2 separate regions of the Homo sapiens genome follow, and region 2 is linked to region 1. Evidence: read pairs that join two places in POLR2A ChIA-PET (ENCODE). Cell type or tissue: PC-3. All regions are shown on one strand. Each heading gives the region's core, and the rest is flanking DNA. Links, peaks and the distances in the headings are about the cores only. Region 1 has its middle 31 kb from the start of LINC02101. Region 2 has its middle 42 kb from the start of LINC02101.

Region 1 (4,401 bases), core at 246-4,245:
AAATGTAGCAGAAAGACCACTGACCTTAATTGGGTTGGGTTTTAGCTGTAGCTCTGTCTTGATTAAAATCCATTTAGGAACTAGTTCTTCTCATCTGGAAATTAGGTTTGATAACTTCTAATATCTCTTCCAAATTTGAAAGTTATAGTTTTCCAGTATGTTAGGGTTCTTAATTCCCAAATTAAAAAAAAAAAAAACCTTTAATTCACTAGTGCAGGTAATAGAATAGCCACGTGACACTTTAAATTTTTTTTAATTTTTCTATTTTTCCATAGGTTATTGGGGTGCAGGTGGTGTTTGGTTATATAAGTAAGCTCTTTAGCGGTGATTTGTGAGATTTTGGTACACTCATCACCTGAGCAGTATACACTGCACTATATTTGTAGTCTTTTATCCCTCGCCCTCCTCCCACACTTCCCCCCAAGTCCCCAAAGTCCATTGTATCATTTTTATGCCTTTGCACCCTCATATCTTAGCTCCTACGTATCAGTGAGAATATATATTGTTTGGTTTTCCATTCCTGAGTTACTTCACTTAGAATAATAGCCTCCAATCTCATCTAGGTCGCTGCAAATGCTATTAATTCATTCATTTTTATTGCTGAGTAGTATTCCATCATAAATATATATCTCACAGTTTCTTTATCCACTCATTGATTGATGGTGGATAATCTTTTTTGGTTCCATATGGGTATTTGGATTGGTTCCACAATTTTGCAATTACAAATTGTGCTGCTATAAACATGCGTGTGCAAGTATCCTTTTCATATGACTTCTTTTCCTCTGGGTAGATACCCAGTAGCGGGATTGCTGGATCAAATGGTAGTTCCACTTTTAGTTTTTCAAAGAATTTCTGCACCATTTTCCATAGTGGCTGTACTAGTTTACATTCCCACCAGCAGTATAGAAGTGTTCCCTGATCACCGCATCCATGCCAACATCTAGTTTTTTATTTTTTGATTATGGCCATTCTTGTAGGAGTAAGGTGGTACCACATTGTGGTTTTGATTTGCATTTCCCTGATCATTAGTGATATTGAGCATTTTTTCATATGTTTGTTGGCCATTTGTATATCTTCTTTTGAGAATTGTCTATTCATATTATTAGCCCACTTTTTGATGGGATTATTTGCCTTTTTCTTACTGACTTGTTTAAGTTCATTGTAGATTCTGAATATTAGTCCTCTGTCAGATGTATAGATTGTGAAGATTTTCTCCCACTCTGTGGGTTGTCTGTTTACTCTGCTGACAGTTCCTTTTGCCATGCAAAAGCTCTTTAGTTTAACTAAGTCCCAGCCATTTATGTGTTTTTTATTGCATTTGCTTTTGGGTTTTTGGTCATGAAATCCTTTCCTAAGCCAATGTCTAGAAGGGTTATCCTAATGTTATCTTCTAGATTTTTATAGTTTTAGGTCTTAGATTTAAGTGCTTAATCCATCTTGAGTTGATTTTTGTATAAGGTGAGAGGTGTGGATCCAGTTTTATTCTCCTACATGTGGCTAGCCAATTATCCCAGCACCATTTGTTGAAAAGGGTGTCCTTTTCCCACTTTATGTTTTTGTTTGCTTTGTCAAAGATCAGTTGGCTGTAAGTATTTGGGCTTATTTCTGGGTTTTCTATTCTGTTTCACTGGTCTATGTGCCTATCTTTATACAAGTACCATGCTGTTTTGGTGACTATGGCCTTATAGTATAGTTTGAAGTCAGGTAGTATGATGCCTCCAGATTTGTTCTTTTTGCTTAGTCTTGCTTTGGCTATGCAGGCTCTTTTTTGGTTCCATATAAATTTTAGAATTTTTTTTCTAATTCTGTGAAGAATGATGGTGGTATTTTGATGGGATTGCATTGAATTTGCAGACTGCTTTTGGCAGTATGGTCATTTTCACAATATTGATTCTACTCATCCATGAGCATGGGATGTGTTTCCATTTGTTTGTGTCTATGATTTCTTTCAGCAGTGTTTTGTAGTTTTCTTGTAGAGGTCTTTCGCCTCCTTGGGTAAGTATATTCCTTTTTTTTTTTTTTTTTGCAGCTAACGTAAAAGGGGCTGAGTTCTTGATTTGATTCATCGCTTAGTCACTGTTGACATATAAAAGAGCTACTGATTTGTGTACATTAATCTTGTATCCGGAAACTTTGCTGAATTCTCTTATCAGTTCTAGGAGCTTTCTGGAGGAGTCTTTAGGGTTTTCGAGGTAAACGTTCATATCATCAGCAAACAGTGACAGTTTCACTTCCTGTTTACCAATCTGGATGCTCTTTATTTCTTTCTCTTGTTCTATTGCTCTGGCTGGGACTTCCAGTACTACGTTGAAGAAGAGTGGTGAGAGTGGGCACCCTTGTCTTGTTCCAGTTCTCAGAGGGAATGCTTTCAACTTTTCGCCATTCAGTATTATGTTGACTCTGGGTTTGTCATAGATGGCTTTTATTACATCGAGGTATGTCCCTTGAATGCCAATTTTGCTGAGAGTTTTAATCATAAGGGGATGCTGGATTTTGTTGAATGCTTTTTCTTCATCTATTGAGATGATCAGGGTAATTTATTTATTTACTTTTATTTATTTATTTATTTGAGATGGAGTCTTGTTCTGTCGCCCAGGCTGGAGTGCAGTGGCACGATCTCGGCTCACTGCAAGCTCCGCCTCCCGGGTTCACGCCATTCTCCTGCCTCAGTCTCCCGAGTAGCTGGGACTACAGGTGCCTGCCGCCATGCCTGGCTAATTTTTTGTATTTTTAGTAGAGACGGGGTTTCACCGTGTTACCCAAGATGGTCTCGATCTCCTGACCTCGTGATCCGCCTGTATCGGCCTCCCAAAGTGCTGGGATTATAGGCGTGAGCCACCGCACCCGGCCGTAATTTTTGTTTTTAATTCTATTTATGTGGTGTATCACATTTATTGACTTGCGTATGTTAAACCATCCCTGCATCCCTGGTATAAAACCCACGTGATCATGGTGGATTATCTTTTTGATATGTTGTTGGATTCAGTTAGCTAGTATTCTGTTAAGGATTTTAGCATCTATGTTCATTAGGGATATCAGTCTGTAGTTTTCTTTTTTTTTTTTTATGTCCTTTCCTGGTTTTGGTGTTAGGATGATGCTGGCTTCATAGAATGAATTAGGGAGGATTCCCTCTTCCTCTATCTTGTGGAAATAGTGTTAAAAGGTTGGTACAAATTCTTCTTTGAATGTCTGGTAGAATTCTGCTGTGAATCCGTCTAGTCCTGGACTTTTTTTTTTTTTTTTGGTAATTTTAAAATTACCATTTCAATCTCACTGCTTGTTATTGGTCTATCCAGGTTATCTAATTCTTCCTGATTTAAGCGAGGAGGGTGGTATGCGGGCTGCCTATACTGTAACCTCCATCTCAGCCCGGACTCTCCTCTTACTCCCCACACCTCATTTCCTAATATGTCTAGGTTCCATAGAGGAAACATCTCTTTCTCTTAGCTCATATTCATGCTTGGAGAAGAAATACAGTGAGGAATAGTGGGGAAAATCCTAGAAGGACTCTACCCTTCTTACTTTCTCTGTGGTTTTGAAAAAGTCAGTTCACTTCCATGAACCTCAGTTTCTTCATCTGTATTAGGAGGGGATTTGACAAGATGAGGGCTCAGCAGACTAAAGGGTCAAAGTCAGCCTGGTGCCTGTTTTAGTATCCCTGCAAGGTAAGAATGACTTTCACATTTTAAATGGTTGAAAAAAATCAAAAAATTAATATTTCATGACATAGGAAAACTGTATAAAATTCAAATTTCAGTGTCCCTTAATAAAATGTTATGAAGACACAACCATACTTAATTATTTATATATCATCCATGGTTGTTTTTTGTTAATGACCAAAATACTTATAATCTGGACCTTTAGAGAAAAACTTTGCCAACCCCTGGACTAGATGGTCCAATTGGTTCGTTAAATAGTAAGTTTCTGATTGTATTTTAATTTTATTTTAAATAAATTGTATACATCTTAAATAAATTTTTAAATAAATTTAATATGTTTTATTAATAATATAAAATTATTCTTTTAAATAACTACCAACTAAAACACTACAAATGTTTTAATGTTTACATATCATTTCTGCAGGTGGGCATATTCAGCCTTGAGCAGTGGAAGATACCAAGTGATACAGTTTGAATGACCCAGAAAGGCACTCTCCATTTTGTATCCCCCCTTAGCCCTCCATTACTCCTCTTGATCAAGAAGTTGGCATTTGGAGTTATGGAATTGTCTCCAGGATCCCCTATCAGAACGAGATTCTCTTGCTGGGGAAAGTAAATGCCCTGCCAGTGGTGTTTCTGGAGGCATTGCGCACTGAATCTCCATCTGCTCCCACACATCTCAGCCCTGGCCCCTGAGCAGGGCCATGTGACCAGTTCTAGTCAATTAAAACTCCAACTACAA
Region 2 (4,401 bases), core at 191-4,190, 73 kb after region 1:
CAAATGGATTGCTTTCCGCTCCTTCAGACCTCACCTCAAATGCCCTGCCCTCGGAAAGTCCCGCCCTGACTACCCCTCACTGTTCATCAAATCACTGAAATTTAGCTCTCAGATAACACTTAACATTTTCCTCCTTATTTTTTTGCTGTTTGTCTATTGGTCATCCTGTTGATTTGTTGGGTTATTGACTGCTTCTTCCAACTAAAATGCAAGCTCTATGAAATCAGGGCATCCTTTTTATCCCTAATGCCTGGAACAAGGTCTGGTATTTAGTGAGTGGACAAATATTAGTGGAATTTACAAGTGAGAATTCCTCAGGGATTGACAGACATTGCTTCAAAAGAGAAGTGGCATAACATACCCCCAATTTTGAGAAAGTTGGGAAATCATAATCATTATAGTTGAAACCTCAAAATAAATATCCCCTTATTTTGTACTCCAATCTGATGAAGTGGGACATACTAGTTCATCATGTTGTACCAAAATTATTTTTAATTATTTAAAGTTATAACTTATTTTATTTTTACTTGATAGGTAGGTAGACCTGATCATATCAAAGTTCTTTCAGTTTAGCATTCAAAGTTCTATTGTTGCAAAGAAAAGGAAAGCTTTTACACTGTTGGTGGGAGTGTAAATTAGCTCAACCATTGTGGAAGACATTGTGTCATATAATTACATTTTTAGCACAGTGTTAACTAACTGGTATAAGATTGATTTTATTTACTTGCCCAATTGCATTTAAATCGGTTAAAATTCATCCAACTAATTCAATAGTATAACTGTGGCCAAGTCTGAATATAAAACATTTGAAGCAATCATTACAATGTATTTCAGAAAGAAAATCTAAACAGCAAGGATTCAGCTAATCCAGCAACATACTTCAATGAAACAAAACTCTTCAGTCTAACCATAGATTTATTCAACTGTGCTCTTTGTTTTTATTGTATTATGTATATTCCTAGGAATATTATTCTCTGGGGGCAGTTTCGATTTCAACCATGGAAAAGATTTTCTCTGGAAAAGATTAATTCCTAATTCCTCTAGGCTGGACAATACGTTCCTAGTAGATTTCAGTGATAGATGGATGCACTTTCAGCCTCTGTAGAGAAACAATTCTAGCTGGTTAAAGGCCCCAAGCCTTCTGGAAATTTAAACATACCCACGTGCATTTCTTCTTTTTCCCTAGAGCAGACCATCAGATTGATGTAACTCTGGGTGGTGATGAGTGAGAAAACACAAGGCCAGCCCAAGGAAGCAGTCGCTTCCTTTATCTTTCCTGATAACAGTTGCTTCTCCTCTTCATCACTGAGTGTGTCTCAATGCATACACAAACTGCAGCCACTTCCCTAGGTATGTGCCTCTGTCTCTTTAATTTGATGTGGAGCTTCATGAGGTCAAATATTGTTTCTTAATCATGTGTATCCCTAGCTCCTAGCCATACACATGGTACATTGCAAATGCCTGAACAAATATTTCTTGCAGTGAAAAAGCAGAATCAGTAGTGATCTCACAAGGCTGCTGGATGTCTGCTCTTCCTTGCAGCCGAAGGATCCTCTAGCGAAGACTCTCATTTCTTTTCCTCTTTTTTCTGTTCTTGGACTCCGTGGAGGAGTTTGAGAGTTCTAACACCCACTTTAGGATTACTAATATTAAAAAGCCATATGGGGAGTATTGGAGGTGGTGGAAGCCCACTTGTTAAAAAGGGCCTCATCTTAAATAAATAATTAAAGAGAAATAATTATTTAGAAAAAAAAATAATGACTCAACCAAGACGACAGGTTTGTCTCTTGAATGAGTAGGCATTTGGTTGAGATAAACAAACATTGCCACTGGCAATAGATCCTGCTTCCTGTTGCTAGGCAGAGATCATGCTGGCTTTACTTAGATGGTGGTGTAAGTTTCCCAGCTGCTTCAAGTGCTTATTCAAGAGAAACTGAAAAATAAAAAATAAAAATGGAACAGGGGACAATGGGGAACTGGGCTCCCCCTAACCTGCTGAATAGGTCTGGTGTGGTTGTTCTCTGACAATTTTGGGAAAACTCTCCTGAAGAAACTGAGTTAGCTATCACCGGAAACAAAATGAGATCAGATAAGACAGAGAATGAGGGCCATTGTTTCTCCAAGAGAGAAAAGCACTTCATTACATTATGATTAGACTATTAAGACAAGATTCACCTGGTAGGACTAGTAGGTGAACAAAAGTGGTAAAGAATGGCCAGGGCCATGGGAAGGGCAACCTCATGGCAAAATTGGGCAACTCTTCCGAGAATAATGAAAGAAAATATTTGAAGCCACTTGAGAGACCCTAAGCTTGGATGGAAAACAGCATGGATTTGGAATCGGACACACCTATCTTTAGGACCCCAGTTCTATCCGGCTGAGAAATTCTTTAACTATTCAGAGAAAGAATAACTCATTTTTTAACTGCTAAGGGCAAGTTCCTTAATCTCTTTGAGCCTTAGTTTTCTCATCTCTAAAATGAGCATAATCACTTGAAAGTTATCAACTCTCTTCCCAGAAAAAAGCATATATCCAAAAAAACTTTTTTTTTTTTTTTTTTTTGAGACGGAGTCTTGCTCTGTGGCCCAGGCTGGAGTGCAGTGGCGAGATCTCGGCTCACTGCAAGCTCCGCCTCCCGGGTTCACGCCATTCTCCTGCCTCAGCCTCCGGAGTAACTGGGACTACAGGCGCCTGCCACCACGCCCGGCTAATTTTTTTGTATTTTTAGTAGAGACGGAGTTTTACCGGGTTATCCAGGATGGTCTAGATCTCCTGACCTCGTGATCCGCCCGCCTCGGCTTCCCAAAGTGCTGGGATTACAGGCGTGAACCACCGCGCCCGGCCGCATGCACTTTTAAGGAGTTCACAGATGTTCTGCAGCCCAATCCGCCTCTTGAGAATAAAAACATTACCTTACATTTTTTTTTATGCTGAGTTAAATTTTCTACTTCACAGAACTTTTCTAAAAATAGATGATTCATTATAAAATATATAATGAATATAGAAAAGACTATAAATACTTTTATTTATCAGTAAGAATTCTCTTTTAACAAGGATCACTGTGATTCACCAGCATACTTATTATTATTATAATGCTTAACTATAGCTTAACACTTCGCAAAATGTGGCCCCAATTTTTTTTTGTCAAAATTATGTTGGTTGCATGCTTAAGAATCAAGAATTCTGCCTCCAGAAATTCTGATCCAGAAGGTTTGAAGTGTGTCCAGGAATCTACATTTTTAACATAATAAAACCACTTTAGTTCCTAAATAAAGCTTAAGAATAGACAAAATTTGGATTCTAGCCCATCTGCTTTTACTATTAGAGGTAGTATCTATCTGTTTGGCTTTCTGCATTTTACATTCGACTTATTTAAAGTAAAAGGATCAACCTGTACTTTGTGTTCCACCATTTTGACTAACTATTTTGAAAGATTCCATTCAATGTCAGAGTAATGTACATCATAGTTATATGTGGAACAGGGAAATCAGCTAAGTCCAATGTTCTCAAGGGAGCTAGCAGTCAAAATATGTCCTGATGTTCATACACCAGGGGTCAGTTATTAGCTAAGGGCTCTCAGCAGTGCCCAGGGCACAGCAAGAAGTGAAAGCAAACAAAGGTAAAAGCAATGAAGACCATAGACAAAATCTATGGTTTACAAAAGCCATACAAAGGATTGTAAAAGACTGGCAGTACAGGACCATTTGGTATGGAGCAAATAGCCACAAATAGCTTAATTATTCCCAAGACCATTATGTTTTAGGCAGAGGAAAATAGTCGACGTCCATGATGATTATTTTATTTATTTAAAAATTTGGAAATATGCATCAAATAGTTTGTTTAAGAAGGAAATGAAGTGCATAATATATTTTAGAAAACTTCCTATCCAAAATTCAGAAGATTTTTTAATTCAACTCTCAAGAAAAATGTTACCTTCTGAAATTATTTGTCTTTGAAATATGAAAGTATATGTTGTCCCTTATCATAAAGATCTCACAAAAGATACAAAGCTATTAAACAGTCTGGTCACAAACCCTAGCCAGACTCAGACTGCAGCAGAAAAGATATTAAAAACTACTGAGTGCTATGAGAGTTTTCTGACAGCTGAGGGCAAACCTAGAAGGGATTAATTTTCATCCTGTATAAAAAACTAGATTTCATTTTCAAAGAAATTTTCAAATTTCCCTTTAAAAGATAATATAATAATAGCACATCATGAAGACATTTCATAGTAATTGATAAATAGAAAAACTTTCTTCCCAAATGTTAGAGGATTGCCTAAAGCATCAAATAGAAGTAAACAGAACTTCAAGGGGAAAGCGTCCCATGAGGGGGATTAAAAACCCCTCCCTTTAAGGTTCTGATTAGCTATAATTGCTCAGTAACCACCTGCAGTTAATG

The links. Peaks named below come from ENCODE experiments on the same cell type or tissue, not always from the same donor. Only the 100,000 strongest peaks of a DNase experiment are listed, where the experiment ranks them.
Region 2: POLR2A ChIA-PET joins it to region 1 with 5 read pairs; 3 of 35 experiments call an interaction of 5 or more read pairs at or near these places.

The regions. Positions count from the first base shown.
Region 1 is chr5:58,151,206-58,155,606 of GRCh38, reverse strand. No RefSeq gene overlaps it. Among named protein-coding and RNA genes, the nearest start is that of LINC02101, 31 kb to the right of the region's middle. In PC-3, for the core only: no CTCF peak of the experiment used is centred there; no DNase peak of the experiment used is centred there; H3K27ac peaks cover 936 bases.
Region 2 is chr5:58,078,225-58,082,625 of GRCh38, reverse strand. No RefSeq gene overlaps it. Among named protein-coding and RNA genes, the nearest start is that of LINC02101, 42 kb to the left of the region's middle. In PC-3, for the core only: no CTCF peak of the experiment used is centred there; a DNase peak (open chromatin) is centred at 1,835; H3K27ac peaks cover 1,682 bases.